Regions from separate parts of the Mus musculus genome. Here region 2 is linked to region 1. Evidence: chromatin loops called from intact Hi-C (ENCODE). Cell type or tissue: left cerebral cortex. All regions are shown on one strand. Each heading gives the region's core, and the rest is flanking DNA. Links, peaks and the distances in the headings are about the cores only.

Region 1 (2,500 bases), core at 1-2,500:
CTGTGAGGCTTTCTCCGGGCCTGCCCTGGAGAACTGAGACGTCCCCTTTCAAAATCAGGCCCACAAGAACGGACATTGTAGGGTTTCTGAAGCCCACCTGTTTGGTGGCTGTCATCCTACTCAAAAGTGTGAGGCCAGTTTCATAAACCAGAGCCAAAGAAAAGCAGAGAAATAGCAACAAAGCCCAGAGATGACTATTCTCTCTTAGCTAATACTAGTCTAAGCACTGGTGTTAGTAAATAGATCACACTTTGTCTTTAAGAGTTCATGATGGGAGGTTCATGATGGGAGACTGCAGAGAGGCCTCCTTTTGATTCCCCTGACTATGTTTAGTGGTGTGCACTTGTAACCCCAGTGCTGGAGAAGCAGGGTCAGGCAGATCCCTAAGATACATTGTACATCCAGCCCAGCCAATTTGTAGAGTGCAGGCCAATCAGAGACCTTGCCTCACACAATGGTGCAGATGGCGACTACCTTAGTTTCTTTTCCTGTTTTTATGTTAAAATACTCCCACAGAGCAACTTAGCAGAAAACAGGCTTATTCTGGCTCACAGTCTGCAGGTCAAACTGTGGTAGGACAGAAAGTTAAGCTCGGAAGGGTGTGAAGCTGACTGGAGTCACAATGCGTCTCTCCAATCAAGAAGCAAAAAACAACGCAAGCAGAAATTTCAGTGCTCAGCTCCTTTCTTCACCTTATAAAGCCTGTGAACGACCTGTCCAGGGAACGGTCACACCCACAATGCAGATGAGTCTTCCCCATCAATGGGTGCCGTTAAGTTGTCTCCCACAGGCAGGCCCAGGGGCTCATCTAGAGGATTCTATATTTGGTCTGCTTGACAATTAACAGTCACCACCCCAGCACCTGTGGAACAACACCCAAAGTTGTTCTCAGGCTGCCACTTAAGCGCTCCCATGTACTTGCATGCACACACATATAGACACACACACACAGACACACACACACAGACACACACACACAGACACACACACACACACACACACACACACACACGGCGAAAGCATATTGAACACGGTGTGTGTAGGTCTGAGTCTAGGAGGATTAAGGACTAAAGAGGAGCAGTGCAGAAAGGTCTTCTAAGGCATGAAACCTTTCGAACAAGATTAACCGAAATAGCACTCGTCCCAACAGAGGTGTGGAGAAAAAAACCTCTCTACCTGTGCCAAGACAAACTGATGTGGACAGGCGGGGAGTTAGGAGCAGGTTTTTGTTGGGGAACATGTAATGCTTGAGATGATCTAATTCATTTTTAAATCTTCCATATGAGTTCAGCCCAAAGCTGCCCTGGGTCCCAGCTTAGCCATTCAGGGAGGCTGGCATGCTCAGCTCTGAGTCCCTGTGAGCTTCCCTGTCACCTCCCCTGGGGACTATCTGAGGTGGAAATGAGTTCATCAGGCCGCCTTTGGGGGGAGCTGCTGGGCTGTCCCCTGCAGTGTGAATTGCTCTTTTGCAAATCAGTGCATGCCTTGCTCCCCCATCTGCTTCCTATATCGCCTTCTCTTCCTGTACAAGAGAAAGTCTCACTTTTATTGTGAAATAAAGAGAAAATTAAGGGCTCCTATGTGGAAAAGGTTCTCCCTTGACCTGTGCACGTTCCATTTATACACCCACAGTGTACAGTGGAGACACACATATAAAGCTGCCTGGTTGCTACATTTTAAAGGGCTTGTCGGAATTTATTTTAGTCATCTGACTTATGAAGCCAGGCAACATCTGATTTACAGAAACCACACTCCTCCTGTTTGGATAATGACTGCATCAATATGACCTCTCTCTCTCTCTCTCTCTCTCTCTCTCTCTCTCTCTCTCTTTCACTCATCTGCCTCTGTCTCTCTGTGTGTCTCTGTCTCTCTCCCCTTGCTCCCTTTTTATGTGTACTCATCTGTCTCTGTCTCTCTCTGTCTTTGTCTCTCTCTGTCTCTGTCTATCTCTGTCTCTGTCTCTCTACCCTTGCCCCCTTTTTGTGTGTACTCATCTGTCTCTGTCTCTCTGTCTGTCTGTCTGACTGTCTGTCTGTCTGTCTGTCTGTCTGTCTCTCTCTCTCTCTCTCTCTCTCTCTCTCTCTCTCTCTCTCTCTCTGTGTGTGTGTGTGTTGTGTGTGTAAGAAAAAGTGTGAGGGAAGACTTGGGTTTGCAAACAAAATGGTCTGAAAGAAGAGCCTTCTGAAATTGTCATCTCCAGGGTCTGTCTCTCTCCCCCTGAAAGCAGCTGTGTTCCCTCAGAATTGCAGGAGACTCTCTGGAGGCTTGGCACCCTGGTGTGAGGACAGTCACCAGAGACACATTGTCTGTAGTGTTAATATGCAAATAACATGGACACTGCCACTGGTTTAATCTCCCAGTTGGCATCTGAACACAGGCAGTTGTTCTAAAGTCATAATTAGCTGAACCCTCAGGGGAATCTCTTTCCAAGATGCATGTGAGTGCTTATGAGTGTCATCAGGATGCCTCTGTAGCCAGTTCATTCAACTAACTAGACACC
Region 2 (8,275 bases), core at 2,372-4,871, 280 kb after region 1:
GAGACCTAGTCTCAAAGGGAAAATAACTCCAAATAAAGCTATATGAAGTAAGTCTTTCAGTGCTTTTTTAAAAAATTTTTGATGAATATATCATTCTTTCTTTTGCATCCTACACATATGGAAAACAAGTTCTTTATAAGGCTGACATCACTACACATGGTCTGTATTTTTATTAAGTACCTCAGATAGAGAACCTGAGTCTACTATTCATTGCATTGGAGTGTCTGCCGTATGTGGAAGCCAACCTACTTCACAATGCCTCAGAACAAAGTGCAGCACCGTTGCAAGCATATGCATAAGCATCAGAGTGTTTTAGGCAAAAAGGGAGACAGCCTTTATTTTTTCAGTAAATACCAAGTATTCAAACTGTGTTGGCTTGAGCATGCTGTTCAGTATAAAAAGACTGCCTCTTTTTTAAAAAAATAATTCATTTTATTTATTCACTTTAGATCCTGATTACACCTCCCTCCCTCCATTTCTTTCAGTCCCACAATCACTACTCCCATTCTTCTCAGAGAAGGGGAAGCCCCACTCCACTGGCTGCCAACCTGCCCTGGCACATAAAGTTCCAGCAGGACTAAGTTCATCCTCTCTCAATAATAAACTTAGAATACCCAAGATACAAGTTGCAAAACACATGAAACTCAAGAAGAATGAAGACCAAAGTGTGGTTGAAAGAGTAGTAAACTCAGTGCTCCAAGGTATGCTAATCATAAAGCAGATAGCGACATTCCTTCCTCCACCCACCCGCTTCCTGGGTTCAAAGAGTGTTAATTCAAAGAAAGTCACCCTGACCATTACAGGAACCTGCAATGCAAATGTGCTATTGTTAGGGGCTCTTAGAAACTGTCTTGAGAGTTAAAAATTACCAGGTATTCCTTGTGACACCTGTGACTTTGTACTTCCTTGTGACTCTTAACTGGTATTTTTGGTATTTTCCAACAACGCCTTTCCCACCTCCTTGAGTTGTGGTTTTTTCCTTTAAATACCCCCTTACTCAGCTACTCGGGGACACCACGGTCCTCTACCCCTGCGTGGTGTATGACCGTGGGCCCGAGAGCGCTCTTGAATAAAAATCCTCTTGCAATTTGCAGCAAGACCGTTTCTTGTGGGTGATTTTGGGGTGCCGCCTCTCCTGAGTCAGAACGTGGGGGAGTCCTCACGTTGTGGGTCTTTCATGGTCACTTTGCCCCTTCTTAGAATTGGGAACAAAACACTCATGGAAGGAGTTACAGAGACAAAGTTTGGAGCTGAGATAAAAGAATGGACCATCTAGAGACTGCTGCAATGGGGATCCATCCCATAATCAGCCTCCAAACGCAGACACCATTGCATATGCCAGCAAGATTTTGCTGAAAGGACTCTGATATAGCTGTCTCTTGTGAGGCTATGACACTGCCTGGCAAACACAGAAGTGGATGCCCACAGTCAGCTATTGGATGGAACACAGGGCCCCCAATGGAGGAGCTAGAGAAAGTACCCAAGGAGCTAAAGGATTCCGCAACCCTATAGGTGGAACAACAATATGAACTAACCAGTACCCCTAGAGCTCGTGTCTCTAGCTGCATATGTATCAGAAGATGGCCTAGTTGGCCATCATTGGAAAGAGAGGCCCCTTGGTCTTGCAAACTTTATATGCCTCAGTACAGGGGTACACCAGGGCCAAGAAGTGGGAGAGGGTGGGTAGGGGAGTGGGGGGGTATGAGGGACTTTTGGGATAGCATTTGAAATATAAATGAAGAAAATGCCTAAAAAAATTAATAATAATAAGGCTGCCTAGGTAGGGGAAGAGGATCCAAAGTCAGGCAACAGAGTCAGAAGAGCAGCCCTGGATTCAATTGTTAGGGGACCCACATGAAAACCAAGGTGATATCTTCTACAAATGTGTAGGCATAAGTCCAGCCCACACATGCTCTTTGGTTGGTACTTCAGGCTCTGTGAGCTCTCATGGGTCTAGGTTAGTTGACTCTGTATGTCTTCTTGTGGTGTCCAAGTTATTACCCAAACTCTACTAAGAGCTAATGTTCAGGAAGACATGAGTGTCAGTTATTCCAAACAATTACTCAAGAGATATCAAAGGAATATGAATGAAAAGGTAATATGTGGATGTATAACTCTGTCCTCTCCTTCCTCCTCCCTCCATCTCCATTCTCTACTCTTTCTGCTCACCTCGTTCTTCTCTTCCCTCTTCCCTCCTCTTCCTCCTCTTTCCTCCTCTTCTCTTCCCTTCATTCCTCTTACTTTTTCTTTCTCTTTTCCTTCAAATGTGCAGGTTTCTGAGCCTGATGTCACCAGTACCTGACACAAGCTTAAACAATCCTAGAACTTACAAACACTCATGCCTCAATTCTGTCTGCATAATACAACAGTTATCACCACTGTATCCCTCTTCTGGTTGGCTCTCGTTGCTACTATTTGATCTATTTAAAAAAGGATCATAACTAGAATAAAACACATACTTAAGTGAAGCACTTGCCGTTGTTAGTTGAAGAAATGGCAGTGACAGGCACCCGAAGAAGTCACAAGCATTTGCGGGTCTCGATGATAGCTGAGGTACTTTTTAGGTATTGTATGTGATCATGTCATTTTCAACCAGCTTGTAAAAGAGCTGAGGGTTCTGAAGAGATGGCTCAGGATGAAGAGGGATGTTCTCCTGGAGAACCTGTGTTCAGTTCTCAGAACCCATACGGTGGCTCACAATCACCTGTAACTCCAGCTCCTGGGTATACAACACACTTTTCTGGGATCTTGGGACACCAGACATTCATTTGATGCATACACATACATGTAGGCAAACCACTCACACATATAAAATAAAACTAAACCTAAAAATCACATTTAAAGGAGCTGTAGTCTAGTGCATTCAATGACAGAATCAAACCTGGAAATGCTAGTTCAGTGGATAGAATATTTCCTTAACTTTTATCAAGCCAAGCCAAGAATTTGATTCCCAGTTCCCTATCAAATGGCCATAGTGGGACATCTCTTCTAAACCAGTACTCTTAACATCAATACCTAAATTAGCTCAGACTAAATGTAAACAGGACAATGCATGAAAACAAATACAGCATTGAGTAGAGAAGGCTTTTTCTTCATAGCGTTGAGCCTGCTTTCAAAACTGCATATTTGTAATAATCTGTACATCTTTCCAGAAAGGGGTTTAAATCAAACAGGAGGCAACAGAGTTGGCAACAGATTACTCCCTCTGCAATCACCTTAAATGAAGAAATACCACAGTGCTCTTTTCTGCTCCCTTCTTTTTTCTGCAAACTGCAAGAGGACTTTTAATTCAAGAGCGCTCTCGGGCCCACGGTCATACACCACGCAGGGGTAGAGGACCGTGGCATGCCGAGTAGCTGCGTAGAGCACAGCCATCCTTTGTCACCAGCGTTTGCCTTGGGGACACTGGTCAGTTCGTCTGTATTTTGCAATAAGAGATCAAAATTGAGGGTCCCACCGTCGCCTTCTTGGCCTTCACCATCACTAGATATTCGTACACACTGAGGTCCTCTCCAGAATGTGGTCCCTGAGAGCATCAGCATCAAACAGAACGGCCTTGATGCACTCTGATCATGGGAAAGCGGTGTCAAAGGCACATTGCGCTGAGACGGAAACACTAATAAAAAGCCCAGTCTCAGAATGAGTTTATTGTTCTCTTTGCTGAGCTTTGAGAAAAACTGCCTGTCTCTAGTCCCCTTCCTCTCATGGCTCTGAGCTATGTTTGCAATCTGAGTTTGAAAGCAGCGTCTGAGACTACCTGCCAAAGAGTAGCCACCCTTTCTTCGGAGGCCTGCTCGTCACATGACATAATGGTACATCATCTGTTTGGACTGTCTGAGCTGAGATAGCAGATGCTGCTGCAGATGGAATATTTGGAGAAATAACAACCAAAATAAAGAGAACACAGCGACTTTTCTAAAAATCCCTCCTTCGGCACCAGCTACAGGTTCTTGCCAAACTTCAGGGTTGTCAGTTCATCTCTGAGATGGTGTGTGGGAGGAACACCCTGCTGCATCCCAGGTCTCTGGGCCAGCTGGAAGGACTGTCTTAAAGAACACAACCAATTTATACTATCATTCAGGGATCTGGGATTTTATTCTTAACTGGTTAACTGCTGGCAAGTAGCACCCCTTGTTCTGTGACTAGATTCATCAGAAGAGGACTGTGTAATCCCAAGGATTGCTGAACATTCCGGATGTTACTGCCGCCCCACCCCGACCCCCTTTCAAGCACTCTACCTTTATGTAAAGTTTGTGCTCTGTAATTGAATCCATTTAAATTTGGAAACAGCTTCATTATCTTAGCCTTTTAATCTACCTCTCTGTCTTGTCCCTCCCTCTGTCCATATACCCATCACCACAGGAAGACAACACACTAAATATTTAGGTCTGTTTTGACTCCCTAGGTGCATCACATCACAGCATGTGTTTCACAATATTTACTCTGATGGCACATCCATGATTTACCATGCTATTACTGAGGGGCTGTCTAATGGTTCTAATGGATGCACACTATTGTCTACCCATGGGGAACAGAGTATGCTGCTGTTCCCACAGAGAACTGCTTTATGCTCTAGGTGTAGGGAGACTTTACAACTGAATCTGCTCTGGTGACCCTACTTAACTAGGTATCCTCATTTTGTATTTAGTTTGTCATTTGTCCTACATTTCTCATGTTTAGCAAAGTGGTCATGCATACACATGCCATCCTAGGGAGGCATGGCACCCTCCACATGCCATGCTAAGTTTATCTGTGGCATTAAGTTCTCACTTGTGGATGTCTGTGCAATAGAGTTTCTAACTTGGCAAGTTTTTGCACATGTGAGTTGATCAGAGATGATAAAATCATAGCCATCCCTAGGCCTCACACTCCTTCCAAGGTAATCCAGCTGCCTTGGGGAATTGCTGAATGTGTGCTAATCTAGTCTGCAGAGCCTGTCTCACTAGGGCAGCTCACTAGGCTCCAGTATTCTGTGGTGAGCAGAGAAGGTGTTTTTGTTATTGATGATGGCTGTGTTTGTCTGTTTTTTCATTAGTTTGATGACCCATTTTGAGTCTTACTAAGAAAGAAACAATTGAAGACTCCAGCTATCATCCAGGCACCAAGGTTAAGAAAATGCCAGAAATCCAGTTGCTTAGCCAAAGTGTACCTCATAGATCCACCCACCTTCGCCTGCACTCAAACCACAAAAACAAACTTTATTTTCCTGCTCATTTTCACACATTTTTGCCTAAAGTAAATTAGGTAAGGACATAGAAGCACAAATATTCTTAAATAGTCTTTTCACATACACTTACATCTAGGAAGCATCATGTTCCTTGCTGATGTCATGAGCTTGTCAAAACAAAGGGAGAAAATCTCTTCTGAAGTCACTAACAGGGATAGGGAGATGGCTGTCAGAAAAGTGCCTGAGTTATCAGCTCCAAGGCCTGAGTTCAAACCTTAAAATCCACATAAGCTCTCAGTTTGAAGGTATACCCTAGTGATCTCATCTCAAGCCAATATGGAGAAAGGCAGATCTCTAGTTTTACTGAGGAGACAGGATGTCTCTAAATGAAGGTGGGCAGTTCCTGAGGAACAGCAGCAGAGGGTGTCCTCTGACCACGACAGGCACACACTCAGCACTTGTGCAGAAATGAGTACACCCGTGTGCTTCCACCCAGGAATGTGCCACCCTTCACACACACGTCCATATTTAACAAACAGTAAGGTAAGTTATAGAGACTCTAGTTAATAAAACAGGAGCCAGGGGCCTCACTATGCTATGATAATTGAGCCTAGGAGATCTGTCTACTACCCACAGAGAATATGTATACCATACTACTAGGGTAGAGAGGGAGGGAGGCAAGACCTGAGAAGGCCCTCACTAGCAGGTTAAAGAGGAATCAAGACAGGCTGATAGAGCTTGAGACTTGTTCTCTATCGTTGGAGGGAAGCTGGACTTTGATGGTCCCAGCAGCCCTTTCACCCTGTGTGACCCCAGATGAGAAAGAGAGCATGGCTGTCACTCTCCCTCATAGCCTTCACCTGCAAAGTGTCACACTGTCTGGGTCAAGGAAGTGGGAAGGTTTGGTTGTGGCTAGGTAAGTACACTGGGTATAGGAAATGATAGACTGAATGAGGGGCCAGAAAGCCCCAAACGAGCCTGGAAAGAAGAAGCCAACATAATTTCCAAGCATGGGCTGGACATGAACATACACATAAGTATGTGTATGTTATTCTGGGTGTGTGTGTGTCAAATCCAGAGCCTAGTGCATGATAGAAAAAAAGCAGTAAGCCTGATCTACACTGTCAGCCCCTCAAGTGGAGCATGTCTGCTACCAAAGACTGTTTATGTATCCAGAATACAGTATAAAAGATTGTCTGAGAATGTAAGGCTGTGCCGTTGCCTAAGAGATAATGAAGCTGTCAGCTTGCCAGCACTCAGCATGACCAATGTGGCAAATTATAGGTTAAGCACATATGAAACGCACGTGACGCAGGAGTGATGAAGGGCTTTGGTGTAGCTTTAACAAAGGGTACTTTCTGCATTCTGGCTGGAGTTGCTGATAGACACATCATATAATGTAGACTCATAATTATACATATGCACATATATAATTACTTAGCTTTTTAATGTTGTAATAAATCCTTTCATGCATAAGATGGCAAAAAATGGTATGTTTAATGAGAAATTTAAGAATTGGAATTGAGTTGTTCTTTTCTCAGGGAAGCCGGTGATGATTTCTGTAAGTTGACAAAATATTTGTTGACATTTACGAATGAAGATAAGAGACTCATTGACAACACAATCATGATTACATCGAGTAAATTTGCTTTCAAGTAACATTTTTTCTAAATCAGTTTTTCTAATTTTCTACTTTAAATGCATGTGCTGACATAATTGCTATGAATTTATAACATGAATTAATGTTAACAGGATGAACACAGTTTCATATCTGCATCATAGATATTTCCAACAGAAAAACCACCAGCTATTTAGTTCTAGTAGCAATGGGCTTTACTCTATTCCAAGTTGGAAAATCAAATGTTCTCTGTAAGAGGATTATTCTCTGGAGGCGACTATGTGGTCACACTATACGCACTATCATGAACTCAGTTTAGGGTTCTAAAGATTTACCTGTCTGGAATGATCATGCAAACACATTTGTCAAGGAACAATGAAAATCATGCAGTTGTACACTGAGAAAGTTAGAGATGGTTCTGGTAAGCTTGTAATTTGTCTTATCTGCCATTCAGGAAAGTTCTAACTTTCCAAATGGGTAAATGTTGTTCTATGAGCATTTAACATACCCGTGATTCTACAAACCAAAATAAAAAAATCACAAGTACTGCTCAAGAATTGTGAGGTGCTGCTCCAAATGAGAAGCCTGCTTAACAGAGCTGGATTTCAGTTTCTAACAATGTTAAAGGAACACATATCACCCTGGTGGTGATTGCACCCGAGGCAGATAGCTAAGAGGTGAGTAGATTTAGTGTGGTATCCAAAAAACTTGAAGAACAACATTCTAGTGCCTTTATTCCTAATGTGATGCGATCTAAATGCTATCAACAGAAGAATGAGTGACATGGATTGTGGTACCCCACACCTTTCCCCCCAAATCTTTTATGCCTTTAAAAAGGACAAATGGGTGGTGCGAGAATGTTGGAGGCCTGGATCTGCACGGCTCATATGCAAAACACCATCAGTTCCACTGAAGGAGGCTAAAGAACAGAAAACTCCATCAAATAAGGGCCAGCAGCAGCTTCAGCACACTGAGGCTGCGTGGTGTAGGTGGGTTGGTTAAGGAAAGATCATATGATGGATGTACCCTCCTGGATGTGCTAGGCAGTTGTGCACATTAAGCTGTTCAACTGGCATTAGTAGACAATCCTTTATGTGGAGTGTTCTTTATGAACACAGCAGTAACTGTTCAACAGTGGCATTCTTCTAGTTTCTTATTATCTGGAAAAAGTGAACTTTTGTCCTGGTAGGAAAAATTATGTTTTTCAAAACAGTATCATTAGTGGTATTAGGTGTGAAGGTGGCTTGGTGACTAGATGAAGAATTAGTCTCTTCCTCGGATGAGTGAGACACTTATTGGTTGTACACACACACACACACACACACACACACACACACACACACACACACAGGAAGCAGATCCACCAGATTGTATTTATACACACATATGTATAACATGTGTGGATGTATATGTGTCTTTTTAACACATACAATAAAAGAAAAATCATTGTGAGAGTTGAGGGGGCTTAATGAAGAATAGTTGTAAGGAAA

The links. Peaks named below come from ENCODE experiments on the same cell type or tissue, not always from the same donor. Only the 100,000 strongest peaks of a DNase experiment are listed, where the experiment ranks them.
Region 2: a loop joins it to region 1, with 2.6 times the contacts of the local background. A loop is called at or near these places in 2 of 42 quality-filtered maps.

Annotation. Positions count from the first base shown.
Region 1 is chr3:40,119,609-40,122,108 of GRCm38, reverse strand. No RefSeq gene overlaps it. Among named protein-coding and RNA genes, the nearest start is that of Gm30184, 330 kb to the left of the region's middle. RefSeq lists an enhancer at 1,489-2,500. In left cerebral cortex, for the core only: a CTCF peak has its summit at 1,426; DNase peaks (open chromatin) are centred at 1,437 and 2,382.
Region 2 is chr3:39,836,720-39,844,994 of GRCm38, reverse strand. No RefSeq gene overlaps it. Among named protein-coding and RNA genes, the nearest start is that of Gm46834, 130 kb to the right of the region's middle. In left cerebral cortex, for the core only: no CTCF peak of the experiment used is centred there; a DNase peak (open chromatin) is centred at 3,858.